Regions from separate parts of the Homo sapiens genome. Here region 1 is linked to region 2. A link is an interaction called in ENCODE POLR2A ChIA-PET data of the cell type or tissue named here. Cell type or tissue: PC-9. All regions are shown on one strand. Each heading gives the region's core, and the rest is flanking DNA. Links, peaks and the distances in the headings are about the cores only.

The links. Peaks named below come from ENCODE experiments on the same cell type or tissue, not always from the same donor. Only the 100,000 strongest peaks of a DNase experiment are listed, where the experiment ranks them.
Region 1: POLR2A ChIA-PET joins it to region 2 with 42 read pairs; 6 of 35 experiments call an interaction of 5 or more read pairs at or near these places.

The regions. Positions count from the first base shown.
Region 1 is chr7:44,707,922-44,717,665 of GRCh38, forward strand. OGDH (oxoglutarate dehydrogenase) reads left to right here. Exons shown (of 23, transcript NM_002541.4): 23 at 1-1,145. The coding sequence ends at 78. Among named protein-coding and RNA genes, the nearest start is that of ZMIZ2, 36 kb to the right of the region's middle. In PC-9, for the core only: no CTCF peak of the experiment used is centred there; DNase peaks (open chromatin) are centred at 2,940 and 4,290; H3K27ac peaks cover 1,607 bases.
Region 2 is chr7:44,585,035-44,594,839 of GRCh38, forward strand. No RefSeq gene overlaps it. Among named protein-coding and RNA genes, the nearest start is that of TMED4, 7.7 kb to the left of the region's middle. RefSeq lists an enhancer at 3,355-3,404. In PC-9, for the core only: CTCF peaks have their summits at 3,258 (motif pointing right) and 3,461; a DNase peak (open chromatin) is centred at 3,257.

The sequences.
Region 1 (9,744 bases), core at 1-8,000, 120 kb after region 2:
AAGAAGACCCACCTGACGGAGCTGCAGCGCCTCCTGGACACGGCCTTCGACCTGGACGTCTTCAAGAACTTCTCGTAGATGCTGCCTAGGGTTGCTTGGGCCACTGCCCTCTCCACACCCATGACTGCCCCTTGCTTCTCAACTAAAGAATAGTGCCTCAGCGCTGCCCACACCACCGCCCTCCTCGCTGTGCCACCACCCCTCCCTCTGCTCTCATAGGAGTTAGGCTGTCGTCCCCCTCCAGTGCTTGGCTGCCCCACAGGCCACACGCTGCCCAGGCTCTGCTGACTTCTGAGCAGTTTTCCAGGAGGCCGGGGGGAGCAGGAGGAGGAAAGGTAGCCCCCGAGGGATGTCCTTGGGGAGGGGTCAGCTCTGGCCACAATCCTCCCCACCAGTCTCACCCACTAGGATAGGAACTGGGCCTTGTGTGCTGGCTTCCGCTGTCACCCAGCAAGGCACAGGCTCCTGTATTTGAGACTAGGATAGCTTCATCTTGAGCCTGAGCCTTAGAATCTGTAGAGGAGCCTGGAGTCGGATCTAGCCATGGCTGGCAGAGGTTTCTAGGGTGGGCCCCAGCCGTGGCGTGAACTGAGGATGACCCGGGGCAGCTGGCAGGAGAGAGCCTTGGCCTGACCTGGCACAGAAAGGGCAGCTTCAGTCTCTGCAGTGTCCATTATCTGCTGTTCCTTCGAGGGTTCCAGGCTGTGTGTGGGGCCCAAGCATGCCCCACCCACCCCTCCTGGGCCCAGGCAGCACCTGGAGCCCACAGAGTCTGTGTGTAGCCAGGAAGCCCCGCTCAGGTAGCCACCACCGGGGCACTGGCTGCTCTGTCTTGGTCCTGTTAACCCTCCACCTCCTCTCTTGGACTCCCTCCCCACCCCAACCACTCTTTCTTTCTCCTTTAACCCAATGGAGACTTTCTGATGCATCGTTTTCTTTGCTGTGCCAAAGCAGGTCAGAAGAGGGAGAGGAGGGGCTGGGGGTGAGGGGCCAGGCCATGGCCAAGGGGCCAGCTGCCCCTCATTTATCACTCTGACCTTCACAGGGACAGATCTGATTTATTTATTTTGGTTAAAAAAAAAAAAAAGGAACAGAAACAACTTTGCATTGCATTGGCTTGACCCATAAACTAAGTTATATCCGTGGGCATGTCTGCTGTGTCTTTCTGTCTGTTCTGCCTTCTCCCCTGAGGGGATGGGGATGGGCCAGTCCCCTCCTAACCCACCTGGGAAGCAGCCCCCTCCTCATTGGACAGGGGGAGTGATGACCACCACCTGCAGGCCCTCGCCGGCAAAGCCGTCATTGTGAATGCGGCAGAGGCGGCCTGGGCTGCCGGGCTGTTTGGGTGCAGTCCTGTTTCTGAGCTTTCCCTGCTCTGGGTCCTTCCCCTGGCTCCACCTTGAAAAAGTACTCTGCACTCTGTGCCTCTCCGTTTGAGCCAGCGTGCCTGCGGGTTCACCCTAACCACACGTTTGTTAATTAGTGCTCCCCAGAGCCCAAGCAACGATTCCAACCTGGAGATGGGGCCTCTCACCAGCACACACCTGGGTCCCCTCTGGCCAAGAGCTTCATCCCATAACAAGCCAGGTATTGGCTTCCTGAGCACTCAACCAATCTCACCCCTGAGGAAGAGCTTAAGTGGGGTCAAGCCTCTGACCCACCACCCTGTTCTCTAGGGAGCACCTGCCTGGGTCCCCGGATTTGTCCTGTTGTCGCTTTGCAGCATGGCCCAAGGTTCTTCTGATGGAAGCATGACCACCAGCCAGTGCCAAGTGGAGTGGGTCCTGGGGTGGGCGTGAAGAGCTGCTGCCATCACCCCCAGAGCTGTAGACAGGCGCTCCTGCACACGTCTGCTGGTGACCAGTGCCACCTCCCTGTGCCTCACCACTTACCCAAAATCCTGGCCGGGCTGGGTGGCTCACACCTATAATCTCAGTACTATAGGAGGCCAAGGCAGGAGGATCGCTTCAGGCCAGGAGTTCAAGACCAGCCTGGGCAACATAGACCCTATCTCTGCAAAAAAATTTAAACATCAGCAGGGTGTGATGGCGCATACCTGTAGTCCCAGCTACTCAGGAGGCTGAGGTGGGAGGATCACTCAAGCCTGGGAGGTCAGGGCTGCAGGGAGCTGTGGTTGCACTCCCAGCTGGGTGACAAAGCAAGACCGTGTCTCAACAACAAAAAAAAGATTTTGGAAAAATGGCCTCGGTGTGCTGCAGCAAGGTAAGCTGGGACTCGCCTCGATGCTTCCCAGCTGGCCAGGGAAGCGGAACATCCGGGTGAGCAGAGCCCAAACTGGTTCTGAGGATCTAGGAACACTTCCCAGGGAGTGGGGCTTGAGTTGGTTCCTGAAGCGGCTCAGCACGGTGACCCCTAGGTTGTCCTGGTGGTAGTTGTGACCACAGGAACAGGCAAAGCTCCTCTGGAAATTCTAAGTATGTGCAGGTCTTTGTAAGTTCTCACTGCAGGTCTGTGGCCCTCAGCACCCTGCAAGGAGAACAGGGCTTTGTAAGGGCTCTGGAAAGATCAGGAACAGTCAGAACATGCTGGACCAGGTGTTCACACATGACGTCTTGCAGATGGTTCCCTGGTTTTGTTCTGTTTCAGTTTTTAATTGTCCCATTTTCTAAAATTGGAAAACAATTGTTGGAAGAAGCTCCATGCAGTCTAGGCAGCATCTTGTGTGTTTAGATGAGACTTAGTGGGTCAGGACCGTGTGTGTGTGTGTGTGTGTGTGTGTGTGTGTGTGTGTGTGTGTGTCGAACAGCAGAGTGACATCAGGTGACAGCCTTGGGTTAGCATCACAGATGCAGCAGGCATGGTGTGGTGTGGGTGAGCTGAAGGGAAATGCAAACCGTTTTTAGGACAAAGAGGCCTTGTTCTGGTCACTGGCGAGCAGCTTGGCCCTGACTCACCCCTGAAGCTCCTGAATTGTCGCCGTTGGGGCAGGGCAGACAGGGACATAACCTACCCAACATCACTGCCAACATCCTTGCGCTTTTCTGGATATAAAAAAGGTACTTCTGGATCCGAAATATCTAAGCTAGATGTGAGAGCGTCAGCTTGCTCCACTGGGGAGGGAACTTCAGAGCCAGCCCCCCTCACCCAAGTACTACTGCTGGTGATGGCTGGGGTGGGTGAGGGTGAAAGAGGGGCATCACCAGCCCCATGAACTCAGTGTGGTCTGAGAGTGCCTTCTGGAGGGGGTGGGGGATGGGGGATGGGGAATGATAGGCTGAGGCTTCACTCCATCCGCATGTTTGTGCAAAGGTGTCCACGCTTGAGAAGGGAGAAGAGGCTGCCAGCCCCACTGGAGTGACTAGGAACCCTACACCCGGATTCCCTCCCTTTCCTCCAGCAGAAACAGAATTGGAATCAATGTCCAGTGATACTTCAGGCCTAACTTTGGTAGGGTAGTGAGCTCCCTGTCGGGATAGTATTCGACTGGGATTTCACTGTACAGAGATGGTAGAAATGTCCCTGTGTAGGATTCCGTGATCTTGTGACCAGCAGGTCTCTGCTCAGGGACCCCTGCTCTGCCCACTCCAGTGTATGCTAGCACACCTGGCTCTCTCAGTCCCCAAAATAAATCATCAAAGACTTCCCTGAATGACGGCCAGAGCAGGGGGTTTTCTCCAGGATACCCAAAGGGGCCACGTTACCCACCTCCTAAGTCCTCATTCCCCCACCCAGCCTCACCCATCTTCCCAGACCTCTCCTCCCTAGAGCTTCACCGGCCCCCAACCTGGCTCATGGGCTCAGGGCCCCAGATTGCCATGGGAACTTCTGTTAACTCCAAAGTGCCCAAGTCCACCCAGGCCCCTGGCCAGAGTCTCCCTCTCCAGTGCTGTATCCACTGGTGTGTCGGTTGGGTTTGTCAGCCTTGAGACCTGCCAAGACCCTGTCTCCTTTCCAGCTCTCCCCAGCGCAGAACTGGGTTCTGGTCTGCCTCTGAAACTCTTGACCTGGGCACCCTGAGTCCCTTCCCTTCCCAGACCTCTACCCTGTGTAGGGAACCAGCCCTAGTGGGAAAAGTCACTACTGAACAGGCCCCGAGGATAGGGGCTGTTCCCTCTGTGCCAGGTCTTCTCTCTCATTTCCTCTGCTCACTCTGGTCCTGAAGGTCAGGCTTAACAGAGTTTAGCACCTAGGTTCAATGAAGGGTCTGGGCTGTGGATCAAGGAACAGTTTTGCTTAGTTCTGGAGTTAGCAAAGCCGCATTGCCTCATTTGTCACAGCCAGAGGCCAGGAAAGGAAGGTAAACAGATTAGTGACCAGGTTGGTATGTCCAGAGGCTGTAGTGGTCTGTGGGAGCAGATGTTACCGGCACCCAGAGGTGTTGGAGGGAAATGGGTGGAGCTTAGAGATCCAGGTGAGATAAAAACTTGGGCGGAAGGCAGATAGATGTCAGGAAGGCTTGCCTGGCCAACCGCAACGTGGAACTGGGAGACAGTAGGTCAGAGGGGTGTGTAGGGGGTGGGGGAGGCTGAATTTGAAATCTTTGTGACCTCCAGGTGGAAATGTCAGGGAGGCCATTGGCTTTATGGATCAGAGCAGGGAAACGCACTGGGTCCTATGCATCATCTGTGGGTGGGGGTCCTGGCCCCTGGGGCACTGGATAAGACAGTGGGAAGAAAGGAGGTGGGGAGCAGGCCCCCGACAGCTAACCATGTGCCTCTGCAGAGCAGGGGGTGAGTCTAGATGTCCAAGGGGAGTCTCCTTTTCTTCTCCACCCAGCCCCAGATCTTGTCCCTCCCTAGGTTTTTTGTTTGGTTGGTTGGTTGGTTGATTTTTGGAGATGGAGTCTGGCTCTGTCACCTAGGCTGGAGTGCAGTGGTGCGATCTCTGCTCACTGCAAACTCTGCCTCCTGGGTTCACGCCATTCTCCTGCCTCAGCCTCCCGAGTAGCTGGGACTACAGGCGCCCGCCACCACGCCCGGCTAATTTTTTTGTATTTTTAGTAGAAACGGGGTTTCACCATATTAGCCAGGATGGTCTCGATCTCCTGACCTCGTGATCCACCCATCTTGGCCCCCCAAAGTGCTGGGATTACAGGCATGAGCCACCACACCCGGTGTCCCTCCCTAGGTGTTTTTAATCAGCCATGCCAGTAACCTGGCAGTGCCACTGGGCATTCTGTACCCCTTATTCCCTTCCCCTGCTGGGGCTGTGCCAGGAGCCACCTGCTCGTCTCTTCAGGGCTGTAGGACTGCCGTGTTACTGCAAAATGATCTTCAAACTCAGATTGGATCCTGTCTGTCCCCTGTAGGAAACCACTAGCTCACCTTCCCCAGCAGTCTGGTTGCTTAGGGGGCTGTCCTCCCTCCCCACTGGTGCTCCAGGCTGCACAAAGAGGACCTGGAGAGGAACTAGGTGGCCCCCCTTCATCTCCTCGCTCCCTCTCCCTGGAATCCCTTTCCCTGCCTTGTCTGCGGAGCCCACTCCCTCCCAGCCCACCCTGTCACTCAGGAGCTGTGTGTGTGTCACCATCCTGCCACTGGTTTGTTTGCTGTCCCCCACATTGGCTGCAGTGCCTGGCACATGGCAGGGACTCCCTTGGGCTTCCAGGATGAAGGGATACTTGCTTGTCTATTACATTTTCCCTCTATTGGAGAGGTGGTAACTAAAGACTGAGCAGAAAGGCTGGTAATAGGAAAATGGAACAGGACTTTGGCCATCATTTTGGGAAGCTACCATAGCTCTTTCCTTCCAAGACTCAATACCAGAGCCCCTTATGCCACGGTGGGCCAGGTCCTGCCTAGATTTCCAAAGTTGGGATGGGACCCCCTACCCCCTCCCCACCCTTCATCCAGGGCTTATTTACTGAGTGGCTGGCACTTGCTCTTTGGGGTTCAAGGCACCACAAACGTTGTGTTCATTCTGTGTTGTAAGAACCTTCTAACTCCCGCCCAATGCTGGCCATTTCTACTTCCCCGAAGGGGCCTCCTGAAACTGTCATTGCAGAATTGTAACTGAGACAGTGACAGAGTTCTGACCTGGCCAACTCCATCCTGTTTCTGACCTCCAAGCTGTCTTTGTCCATTCCCGGGCATAGGCTGAACTAATTTTAGGAGGAACTTAGTTTATAGTTTGTAGTTTGACACAAATATAACTGCCTTTTCCCAAAACAAACCCCCTTCTTGCCTGGGACGAGACTGCCTTTATAGGACTAACAAATTAGTCAAACATGTTAGAAATTTTGGTTTAGGAGTCATATCCCTAGAGGCTACAAGATTCTGATGCTCCCCAAGTAGTCGCTCCTGGTGATAACATCACTATTGTAAAACCTAAGATAAGTGCTTGAGATATTCTGCAGACCCTGCACTAGATGGATCAGCTGGCACCACTCAGGTTGATAAACTGGCTCATGTGATCTTGGGGCCCCCACTCGGGAACTGACCTAGCACAAGAGGACAGTTCAGCTCCCTATGATTTAATCTCCAACCCAACCAATCAGCACTCCTGACTCACTGGCTGCCTCCCCCTACCCACCAAACTATCCTTAAAAACTCTGATCCCCAAATGCTCAAATGCTCAGGGACACTGACTTGAGTAATAATAAAATTTCAGGCTGGGTGCAGTGGCTCACGCCTGTAATCCCAGCACTTTGGGAGGCCAAGGCAGGTGGATCACCTGAGGTTAGGAGTTTAAGACCATCCTGGCCAGGGTGGGCTGCAGCCCCTCGGAGGCTCACTGCAACCTCTGCCTCCCAGGTTCAAGCGATTCTCCTGCCTCAGCCTCCCGAGTAGCAGGATTACAGGTGCCCACCAGCACGCCCGGCTAATTTTTGTATTTTTAGTAAAGATGGAGTCTCACTTTGTTGGTCAGGCTGGTCTCAAACTCCTGACCTCAGATTATCCACCTGCCTCAGCCCCCCAAAGTGCTGGGATTACAGGAGTGAGCCATCATGCCGGGCAATTTTTTTTTTAAAATATACATGGGTTTTTGCCATGTTGCCCAGGCTGGTCTCAAACTCCTGGGCTCAAGCAATCCACCCTCAGCCTCCCAAGTTCTGGGATTACAGGCATGAGCCATCACACTCAGGAGTTTGAGAACAGCCTGGCCAACGTGGTGACCAAACTGCGTCTCTACTAAAAATACAAAAAAATTAGCTGGGCATGGTGATGCATACCTGTCACTAGTTGGGTATTATTTGTTTGGGTCTGTTTCTGGGTTTGCTACTCTATGCATTGATCTTTGTCTTTATTCTTCACCAATACCACACTGTCTTTTTAGTTACGTAATGAATTTTTTATTTTTTTGAGACAGGGTCTCACTCCGTCAACCAGGCTGGAGTGCAATGGCGCAATCTCGGCTCACTGCAACCTCCTCCTCCTGGGTTCAAGTGATTTTCCTGCCTCAGCCTCCTGAGTAGCTGGGATTACAAGTGTGCACCACCATGCCCGGCTAATTTTTGTATTCTTGGTAGAGACAGGTTTTCACCATATAGGTCAGGCTGGTCTCGAACTCTTGACCTCAAGTGATCCACCTGCCTGGCTTCCCAAAGTGCTGGGATTGCAAGCATGAGCCACCGCACCCGACTGCCTACATGTTTTTTGTTTTTGTTTGTTTGGTTGGGTTTTTTTTTGAGATGGAGTCTCGCTCTGTCACCCAGGCTGGAGTGCAGTGGCGCGATCTCGGGCTCACTGCAAGCTCCACCTCCTGGGTTCACGCCATTCTCCTGCCTCAGCCTCCCGAGTAGCTGGGACTACAGGCGCCTGCCACCACGCCTGGCTAATTTTTTGTATTTTTTTTTTTTAGTAGAGACAGAGTTTCACCATGGTCTCGATCTCCTGACCTTGTGATCCGCATGCCTCGGCCTCCCAAAGTGCTGGGATTACAAGCGTGAGCCACCGCGCCTGGCCTGTTTATTTGTTCTTCGTTTTTTGTTTTTTAGGTGGAGTTTCACTCTTGTTGCCCAGGCTGGAGTGCAGTGTTGCGATCGCAGCTCACTGCAATCTCTGCTTCCCAGGTTCAAGAAATTCTCCTGCCTCAGCCTCCTGAGTAACTGGGATTACAGGCATGTGGCACCAAGCCCAGCTAATTTTTGTATTTTTAGTAGAGACGGGGTTTCTCCATGTTGGTCAGGCTGGTCTCGAACTCCCGACCTCATGTGATCCGCCCACCTCAGCCTCCCAAAGTGCTGGGATTACAGGCGTGAGCCACCATGCCTGGCCGGTTGGTTGTTTTTTAAGACAGTATCTGGCTTTATCGCCCAGGATGAAGTGCAGTGTTGTGATCATGGCTCATTGCAGCCTTGACCTCCCAGGCCCAAGCAATCCTCCCACCTCAGTCTCCTGAGTAGCTGGGACTACAGGTACATGCCACCATGCCCGGCTACTTTTTGTATTTTCTGTAGAAATGCATTTTCACACTGTTGCCCAGGCTACCTACATGTTAGGTTTTTTTTAAATTAATATTGAAACAGGGTGTCACTCTGTCACCCAGGCTGGAGTGCAGTGATGCAGTTTCAGCTCACAGCACCCTTGACCTCTCAGGTTCAAGTGTTTCTCAGGTTTCAGCCCCCCAAGTAGCTAGAACCACAGGCATGTGCCATCATAACTGGCTATATTTTTTGTTTGTTCTTTTGTAGAGATGGGGTCTTTTACGTTATGCAGACTAGTCTTGAACTCCTAGCCTCAAGCGATCCTCCTGCCTCAGCCTCCCAAAGTGCTTGCCAGGCAAGGTATCAGAGTCCAGCACCAGGAAGTTGTCGACTCACGGGTTAGTAGGAAGAATTTACTGACAACAGTATAGGTTTGAAAAAGGAAAGTTTATTAGAAAGGAAGAACGCTTCTGCCAGGCACGGTGGCTCAAGCCTGTAATCCTAGTACTTTGGGAGGCCAGAGCGGGTGGATCACCAGGTCAGGAGTTCGAGACCAGCCTGGCCAACATGGTGAAACCCTGTCTCTACTAAAAATGCAAAAATTAGCTGGTGTGGTGGCAGGCACCTGTAATTCCAGCTACTCAGGAGGCTAAGGCAGGAGAATTGCTTGAACCCAGTAGGCAAAGTTTGCAATGAGCCAAGATTGCGCCACTGCACTCCAGCCTGGGCAGCAGAGTGAGACTCCGTTTCAAAAAAAAAAAAAAAGTAAAGGAATAAAAGAATGGCTACTCCGTAGAAAGAGCAGCCCTGAGGGCTGCGGTTGCCCATTTTTATGGTTATTTCTTGATTATATGCTAAACAAGGGGTGGATTATTCATAAGCCACCTTTTTAGACCATGTAGGGTAACTTCCTATCGTTGCCATGGCATTTGTAAACTGTCATGGCACAGGTGGGAGTGTAGCAGTGAGGATGACCAGAGGTCACTCTCGTCACTATTTTGGTTTGAGTGGGTTTTGGCCAGCTTCTTTACTGTTTTATCAGCAAGGTCTTTATGACCTGTATCTTGTACCAACTTCCTATCTCATCCTGTGACTTAGAATGCCTAACCATCTGGGAATGCAGCCCAGTAGGTCTCAGCCTCATTTTTTACCCAGCCCCTATTCAAGATGCAGTTGCTCTGGTTCAAATGTCTCTGACATTTCCCTCCCCCTCTTTTAGAGGAGAACGCTTAATCCTAAAGGTTGCAGAGGGATGAAGATCCATCTTCTGTAACTTCTTCAGCCAGAATAGGGGTGATGACATTCCTGCCTAACTATTGGGTCTCTTGCATTTAGGTTAGAGAGGAACCCAGTCAGAAAACATTGATATGGCAAGGGCCATTCATAACTTTTGAGTTCCAACAAAAGGTGATTATCTG
Region 2 (9,805 bases), core at 1,056-9,055:
ATCCTGATTATCCATGAAGTTTACCATCAGCCTTTCTTCTAATAGTCTAGCAAACGTTGATGATCATTAGACCATTGGTTCTCAACGAGGGTTGATTCTGCCCTGTCCTACCAAGGGGAAATTTGGCAATGTCTGGAGATATTTTGGATTGTTGCAACTGGGTGGGGGGTGGCGGGTGGTACTGCTGTTATCTAGAAAATGAATGCAAGGAATACTGCTAAACATTGTATAATTCACAGAGCACACCTCCCCCCCACAGCGAAGAATTATCCAGCTCAAAATGTCAGTAGTACCCAGGTTGAGAAACCCTAGTGTAGTTTTATGATGTTCCTTAGGTGTGCAAAGTGGTAATTTCAAATGCTCTCATTTCTCCTGCATTTATAAGATGAGATTCTTCTACAAAGGTGAGCATTCCCTCATCTCTCTGGTTACTTTGAAATACAATCCATTCGGGATAGCCAGGATGTATGCTTGATGCTTTCCCACGCACAGTGGCTCTGCCTATAATCCCAGCACTTTGGGGGGCCAAGACAGGAGGACTGCTTGAGCCCAGGAAATGGCAAGATCTTTACAAAATATGTAAAAATTAGACAGGCATGGTGATGCATGCCTGTAATTCCCGCTACTTAGGAGGCTGAGGCAGGGAAATGGCTGGAGCCCAGGAGGTTGAGGATACAGTGAGCCGTGATGGGACGACAGCACTCTAGCATGGGTGACTGAGTGAGACCTTGTCTCAAATAATAGTAATAATAATAAAGATGGATGGATGGATGCCCCAGCAACCTCTAACTGTGACCACTTTGGGTTCTTTGGGGAGAAGGGGCAGTGCTATCATGAATTGATGGATGTTTAGATATTTGATGTGCTTTAATCCATTACAGTCATTGTCCTTTTTTAAATGTTCAGATTGTCTCATCAAATATTTAGTTGCTGCTGTGTCCTTCTGGCACAATCCTAGTAATCCACAATCCTAGTAGTCTTTAGGTCAAGCTTGTCCAACCTGTGGCCCATGCAGCCCAACACAAATTCATAAACTTTCTAAAAACATTATGAGATTTTTTTTTTTTTAGCTCATCAGCTATTGTTAGTGTATTTTATGTGTGGCCCAAGACAATTCTTCTTCTTCCAGTGTGGCCCAGGAAAGCCAAAAGATTGGACACCCTGGACTTCCTTGCTTTCCGTTTTATACATTTACTGCCCAGAAACAAAACCAACCATTTCTCCAAGGAACCCTAATTCACTTTAGTGAGAAATGGTATTTGTATTGGCAAACTTATTTTCTTTCTTTTTTTTTTTTTTTTTAAGGAGGATCCTGAAATTTGTCTTAACTGAGAGATAATATTAAAGAGATTGTATTCTCCACTGCAGAAAATTTAACTTAGGAGGTGAGGCACTGTGGCTCATGCCTGTAATCCCAGCATTTGGGAGGCCGAGGCAGGAAGATCGCTTGAGTCCAGAAGTTCAAGACCAGTCTGGGCTACATGGTGACACCCTGTCTCTACCAAAAAAAAAATTAGCTGGGCATGGTGGCATGGGCCTGTAGTCCCAACTACTCGGGAGGCTGAGGTGGGAGGATTGCTTGACCCCCAGGAGGTTGAGGCTGCAGTGAGCTGTGATGGTGCTGCTGCACTCCAGCCTGGGCAACAGAGTGAGACCCCATCTCCAAAAAAGAAAGAAAATTTAACTTAGGGAGTCTAATTCCCCAGATGAGAGATTTTTCTGCTCAGAAGCCATGAAGCAATTTCTGCCGATGTTTGTCTAGGCTCTTTGTCTAGACCAGCCACCCCGTCCTTCATTTGTTCAACCAGTATGTGCTGTGCAGCCATTTGTGCCAGCCACTGTTCTAATGGGAAAACACAGGTGACCAAAACAAAAATCCTTGTCTAGGCCAGGCGCAGTGGCTCACGCATGTAATCCCAGCACTTTGGGTGGATCATCTGAACTCAGAAGTTCAAGACTAGCCTGGACAACATGGCAAAACCCCGTCTCTACCAAAAATACAAAAAATTAGCCAGGCATGTGGCAAGCACCTGTAGTCCCAGCTTCTCTGGAGGCTGAGGTGGGAGGATCACTTCAGCCTGGGAGGCAGAGGTTGCAGTGAACCGAGATTGTGCCACTGCACTCTAGGCCTGGGTGAGAGTGAGGCTCTGTCTCAAAAAACAAGAACAACAGCAACAAAAATCCTTGTCTCCATGGCTTTATCTTGATTGTCGTCTGCCAAACAAGATAAATAAAGAAATATAGAGCATGTCAGATGGAGATAAGTATCAAGAATAAAAATAAGGCAGGGAAGAAGAAAGTATAGTGGACTTAGGCCAGGCGCAGTGGCTCACGCCTGTAATCCCGACACTTTGGGAGGCTGAGGCAGGGGGATCACGAGGTCAGGAGATCAAGACCATCCTAGCTAACATGGTGAAACCCCGTCTCTACTAAAAAAATACAAAAAAATTAGCTGGGCGTGGTGGCGGGTGTCTGTAGTCCCAGCTACTCGGGAGGCTGAGGCAGGAGAATGGCGTGAACCTGGGAGGTGGGCTTGCAGGAAGCCAAGATCGCGCCACTGCGCTCCAGCCTGGGCGACACAGCGAGACTCCATCTTAAAAAAAAAAAAAAAAAAGAGAGTATAGTGGACATAATGGGGGACCAGAAGACATGTCCATGTTTGAATCACTGGAACCTGTGAATGTGACCTTATGTGGAAAAAGAGTCTTTGCAGATGTAATTCAGGATTTTGAGACTTGATAATCCTGGATTAACCAGGTGGACCCTAAATCCAATGACAGGTGTCCTTATAAGAGATAAGAAATACCTCACCTAATAATAACTACTATTAGAACAACAAAAACAGAAAATAAATTGTAGAAGAGTGTTAAATAATTAAAAGTAGAACAATCATATACCCCAGCAGTCCCACCTGTAAGTATTTATCCAAAGGAAGTAAAGTCAGGATCTGGAAAAGATACCTACACGCCCATTTTCATAGCAGCATTATTCACAGTAGCCAAGAGGTGGAAGCAATGTAAATATACATTGTACCTACCGCAAAATGTGGTATATACATACAATGCAGTATTATCAAGCCATAAAAAGGGATGAAATTCTGATTCATGCTACAACATGGATGAAACTTAACATTATGCTAAGTAGTATAAGTCAATCACAGAAAGACAATTGCCATATGATTCCATTTAGATAAAGTGTCTAAAGTAGTCAAAATCATAGAAGCAAAAAGTAGAATGGTTACCTGCGGGGGGAGCTGTTGTCTAATGGGTACAGAGTTTCAGATTAGCAAAATGAAAAAGTTCTGGACATCTGTTTCATAACAATGTGAATATATTTAACATACTGAACTGCACACCTAAAAATGGTTAACATGGCCAGGCGTGGTGGCTCACGCCTATAATCCCAGCACTTTGGGAGGCCAAGGCAGGAGGATTGCTTGAGCTGAGGAGTTTGAGACCAGCCTAGGCAACATAGAGAAACCCTGTCTCTACAAAAAATGTAAAAATTAGCCAAGTGTGGTGGCACATGCCAGTGGTCCCCAGTTACTTGGGAGAGTCAGATGGGAGGATGTCACGAGCCCAGGAGGTTGAGGCTGCAGTGAGCTGTGATTGTAACACTGCATTCCAGCCTGGGCAACAGAGTCTCAAAAAAAAGGTTAAGATGGTAAATTTTATGTTAAGTGTTTTTTTCTCTAAATACAAAAAAAAAATGTAAAAAAAAAAAAAAGAAAAGGAGGCACTATGATCACAGAGGCAGACACTGGAATAATAATGCTGCCATAAGCCAAGGCATGCCTGGAGCCACCAGAAACTGGAAGGGACAGGAAAAAAAGTCTCCCCGAGAGCCTAGGAAGTGCAGCCCTGCCCACTCCTCACTTCGGACTTCTGCCGTCCGTGACTGAGAGAGAGAATACATGTCTTTTTTTTTTTTTTTTTTTTTTTTTTTGAGATGGGAGTTTCACTCTTGTCGCCCAGGCTGGAGTACAATGGCGTGATCTCGGCTCACTGTAACCTCCGCCTCCTGGGTTCAAACAATTCTCCTGCCTCAGCCTCCCAAGTAGCTAGGATTACAGGCACCTGCCACAACGCCCAGCTAATTTTTGTATTTTTAGTAGAGACGGCGTTTCACCATATCAGCCAGGCTGGTCTCGAACTCCTAACCTCATGATCCGCCCACCTCAGCCTCCCAAAGTGCTGGGATTACAGGCATGAGCCACCGCACCTGGCCTTGTTGTTTTAATCTATCATGTTTCTGGTAATTTGTTATGGCAGCCACAGGAAACTAAAATGTAAGGAGTGTTTAGTTGGAGGTGTGGGTGGGTACAATTTTAGACAGAGTGGCAGTAAGGCTCCCCAAGAAGGTGCCAGATGAAAGGCCCCTCAGGAGGGGCAGTCGTGTGTATGCCTGGGAAAAGAGTGAAGGCTGGAGGCTAATGCATGTCTGGTGAATTAGGAGGGCAAGGAAGCCAGCGGGGCAGGAGGACAGCATGTGAGAACGTCAGAGGAAAAGAGTCACAGATGGGCTGGCCTTTTAGAACATCTGAAGGACTTTGGCTCTTACCCTGAGCAAGAATTCTTTAGGGGGTTTTGAGTGAGGAATGACAATCTGAAGTAGGTTTCAGAATTATCCTGTCCAGGCAAGAGACAATCATCCTAACGTAAGGATTATCAGTGGGTACAGAGAATTTTTGCAAATAGCATTAAATCTTTTTGTTTGGTTGGTTTTTGTTGTTTTGTTTTGTTTTGTTTTGTTTTTTGAGACAGAGTCTCGCTCTGTTGCCCAGGCTGAAGTGCAGTGGCACGATCTCGGTTCAGTGAAACCTCTGCCTCCAAGGTTCAAGCAATTCTCCTGCTTCAGCCTCCAGAGTAGGCGTGCACCACCATGCCCCATTAAATTTTGTATTTTTAGTAGAGACGGTGTTTCAACATGTTGGCCAGGTTGGTCTCAAACTCCTGACCTCAAGTGATCTGTCCGCCTTGCCCTCCCAAACTGCTGGGATTACAGGTGTGAGCCACCGCACCAGCCCGGTTTGGGTTTTTTTTTTGAGGCGGAGTCTCACTCAGTTGCCCAGGCTGCAATGCAGTAGTGTGATCTTCACTCACTGCAGACTCGGCCTCTCAAGCAATCCTCCCACCTTAGCCTCCCCAGTAGCTAGGGCTACAGGCACGTGCCACCATGCCCAGCTAATTTTTGTATTTTTTTTGTAAAGATGCAATTTCACTATGTTGCCCAGACTGGTCTCAAACTCCTGGGCTCAAGTGATCCACCCACCTTGGCCTCCCAAAGTGCTGGGATTACAGGCGCGAGCACCTGTCCTTAATAGCATTTAACCTGATCTAAGCAGGTCTTTTATCCCATCTTGCAGTTTACAGGAAATTTAGGAGACAGAGGGCAAAGTTAGAGGAAACAATAAGGCACATCCAGAGTATGGGAAAGTTTGCCTCAGCCCTTCAAAAACTAAAGTCAAGAAGAGAGAGAAGATAAAGAAAGTGGGGGAAATGTACTAGTTTAAAAGAGACCAAGGCTGGGCGCAGTGGCTCACACCTATAATTCCAGCACTTTGGGAGGCCCAGGTGGGTGGATCGCTTGAGCCCAGAAGTTCAAGACCAACCTGGGCAACATGGCTAAATCCCACCTCTACAAAAAATACAAAAGTTAAGCCAGGAGTGGTGTTGTGTGACTATAGTCCCAGCTACTCAAGAAGCTGAGGTGGGAGGATTGCTTGAGTCCAAGAGGTGGAGGTTGCAGTGAACCCAAATCGCGCCATTGCACCCAGCCAGGGTGACAGAGTGAGACCCTATCTCAAAAAAATAAATAAAAAGATGCATAATACCAAAAAAGACGTGAACCTTGATTGGGCTTTGGTGTGTTACTGTCTGCAAAGACCACTGCTGACAATTCCTCCAATCCCTATAAACACATACTGTTCCTCCCATTGAGGGGTGGAGTCTATTTTCCCTCAACTTGAATTTGAACTGGCCCTGTGGTTTGTTCTGACCAATTCAATGCAGTGGAAGAGAAGCTATATGACTTCTGGGGCTTAGGCCATAAGAGACCTTGCAGCTTCCATTTTCATTCCCTTGGAACCCAGCTGACAGGAGGTCCAGCCCACCCAATTGGACCAGTCATTGGAATGAAGCCATCTTGGATCCTGCAGTCCCAGTGGAGCTGCCCCAGCCAATACCAAATGGAACGCTGATGAGCTATCCCTACTGAAACCACACAATGCAGTTATGCAACTGGAAAAAGTCAGGAAGCTCTCTATGAACTGAAAAGCTTTATACGAATAGAAAGATTTCCAGGATATACTGTTCAATTTGTTTTCCTTTCTTTTTTTTTTTTTTTTTTTTGAGACGGAGTCTTGCTCTGTCACCCAGGCTGGAGTGCAGTGGCGCAATCTCGGCTCACTGCAAGCTCCGCCTCCCAGGTTTGCACCATTCTCCTGCCTCAAACTCCCGAGTAGCTGGGACTACAGGCACCTGCCACCGCGACCGGCTAGTTTTTTGTATTTTTAGTAGAGACGGGGTTTCACCGTGTTAGCCAGGATGGTCTCGACTCCTGACCTTGTGATCCGCCCGCCTCGGCCTCCCAAAGTGCTGGGATTACAGGTGTGAGCCACCGCGCCCAGCCTTTTTTTTTTTTTTTTTTTTTTTTTGAGACAGAGTCTCACTCTGCAGCCCAGGCCCGAGTACAGTGGCGCCATCTCAGCTCACTGCAACTTCTGCCTCCTGGGTTCAACTGATTCTCATGCCTCAACCTCCCAAGTAGCTGGGATTACAGGTGTGCACCATCACACCTGGCTAATTTTTGTATTTTTAGTAGACATGGGGTTTTACCATGTTGGCCAGGCTGGTCTCGAACTCCCAACCTCAGGTGATCACCCACCTTGGCCTCCCAAAGTGCTGGGATTACAAGTGTGAGCCACTGCACCTGGCCATCAATTTGAAAAGCAGATGCGGAAGAGAATACATAGTAAACTCTCTTTGGTATTTGTACCTTCATGAAAAAACACTGGAAGAATATTTAAGAAACTAATGTAAGTGGTTATAGGTAACCTAAGATTTAGCTCATATACACCAGTAGGGTTATACTGGTTAAAATATAGAAATATTCTTGTCCTGGTCGGTAAATGGCCACTACCAAACCCCTGAATTCCCTCCACCTCTGCTCTCACCCCAGGATAAATGACTGCCCCATGATCCAACAAGAGTTAACCCCAGCAGGGAAGGGGTCTGGCAAGCCAACAAAGAATGAGGTGGATGGTCATGGGGTAGGAGACTTTACAAACAAAACTTTTAAATATACTTTTTATTTCTGAGCCATATGAATATGTCACTTGGTAAAAAGGAATTTGAGGCGAGGTATAGTGACCTATGCCTATAACCCCAGCACTTTGGGAGGCTGAGGCAGGAGAATGCTTGAAGCCAGGAGTTTGAGGCTGTAATGAGCTATGATCATGCCACTGCACTCCAACCTGGATGACAAAGTGAGACCCTGTCTCTAAAAAAATAAATAAATAAAAAATTAAAAATCAAAGTCAAAAGGAGTTTGAGAGTAAAAAACAGAAAATAATGTGTTATTTATTTAATAAAATAAAAATTAAAAATTAAATGCTAGAGACCAGGCGCAGTGCCTCATGCCTGTGATCCCAGCACTTTGGGAGGCCGAGGAAGGTGGATCACCTGAGCTCAAGAGTTTGAGACCAGCCTGGGCAACATGGTGAAACCCTGTCTCTACCAAAAATACAAAACTTACCTGTGTATGGTAGCACATGCCTGTGGTCCCAGCTACTCAGGAGGCTGAAATGGGAGGATGGTTTGAGCCTGGGAGGCAGAGGCTGCAGTTAGCCGAGATCACACCGCTGTACTCCAGACTGGGTGACAGAATGAGACCCTGTCTCAAAAATTAAGAAAGAGGCTGGGCGCGGTATCTCACACCTGTAATCCCAGCACTTTGGGAGGCCCAGGTGGGCAGATCACCTGAGGTGAGGAGTTCAAGACCAGCCTGCCCAACATGGCGAAACCTCATCTCTACTAAAAATTCAAAAAATTAGCCAGGTGTGGTGGCAGGAGCCTGTAATCCAAGCTACTCAGGAGACTGAGGCAGGAGAATTGCTTGAACCCAGGAGGTGCAGGTTGCAGTGAGCAGAGATCATGCCACTGCACTCCAGCCTGGGCGACAAGAGCGAAACTCCGTCAAAAAACAAAAAACAAAAAAAAAAGAAAGAGAGAGAAAAGAAAGAAAGAGAGAAAGAAAGAAGGAAAGAAGTGCTATTGCCACTCTGAGTGAAACTTGGTCAAAAAACAAAAAAAGAAAGAAAGAAAGAGAGAGAGAGAAGAAAGAGAGAGAAAGAAAGAAGGAAAGAAGTGCTACTGCCACTCTCTATCACAGTACCATTTTATCTATGGATTTCAAACCATCAATTACTACCTTGTTTGTACATCCTGAAAATGTCACCTCTGTAATAACATAGATCCCGCCTGTCTGTTGTGTTCACCTCTGTATCCCCAGCACCTAGAAGCAAACCAGTATAAATATTTGTTGAATGAGGCTGGTTGTGGTGGCTCATGCCTGTAATCCTAGCAGTTTGGGAGGCTGGAGCGGTGGATTGCCTGAGCTCAGGAGTTTGAGACCAGCCTGGGCAACGTGGCGAAACCCCATCTCTACTAAAAATACAAAAAATTAGCTGGGCATGGTGGCGGGCGCCTGTAATCCCAGCTACTTGGGAGGCTGAGGTGCAAGAATCGCTTGAACCTAGGAGGTGGAGGTTGCAGTGAGCCAAGATCGTGCCACTTCACTCCAGCCTGGGCAACAGAGTGAAACTCTGTCTCTAAAAGCAAACAAATAAACAAACAAATATTTGTTGAATGAATATGGAATGTATACTTTAATGAAAAATCATACTGAGCAAAAGTTATGGGATGTAGTTAAAGGCAGTGTTCAAAGGGAAATATATAGTTGTAAATGTCTACATTTAAAGAAGATCATGTGTAAAATTTGTGATAGTGGAAATGAAGAAAGATATCAAATCAATAACCAAATTTATACCTTGATGAACTTGAAAAAGAGCCAACTAAACCCCAAACTAGCAAAAGGAAGGACACAATAAAGATTAAAGTAGGGATAAATAAAATAGAGGATAGAAAAACAATAGAGTCAATGATAGCAAAAGTTGGTTCTTTGAAAAGATCAACAAAATGAACAAACCTTTCCCTACACTAACACAGAAAAAAGAAGACACAAATAATTAAAATCAGAAATGAAAGTGGAGGCATTACCGACCATATAGAAATAAAAAAGATAAGAGAATATTATACAAAATTACATACCGTGGGGTGTGGTGGCTCACGCCTATAATCCCAGCACTTTGGGAGGCCAAGGTGGGCAGATCACCAGAGGTCAGGTGTCGGAGACCAGCCTGGCCAACATGGTGAAATCACATCTCTACTAAAAATACAAAAACTAGTCAGGCGTGGTGGCGGGCGCCTGTAATCCCAGGTACTTGGGAGGCTGAGGCAGGAGAATCGCTTGAACCTGGGAGGCAGATGTTGCAGTGAGAGGAGATCGTGCCACTGTACTCCAGCCTGGGTGACAGAGCGAGACTCTGTCTCCAAAGTAAAAATAAAAATAAATAAATAAATAAAAATACAAAAATTAGCTGAGTGTGGTGGAACGTACCTGTAATCCCAGCTACTTGGGAGGGTGAGGCAGGAAGATAGCTTGAACCTGGGAAGTAGAGGTGGCAGTGAGCCAAGATTGCGCCATTGCACTCCAGCCTGGGTGCCAGAGTGAGACTCCATCTCAA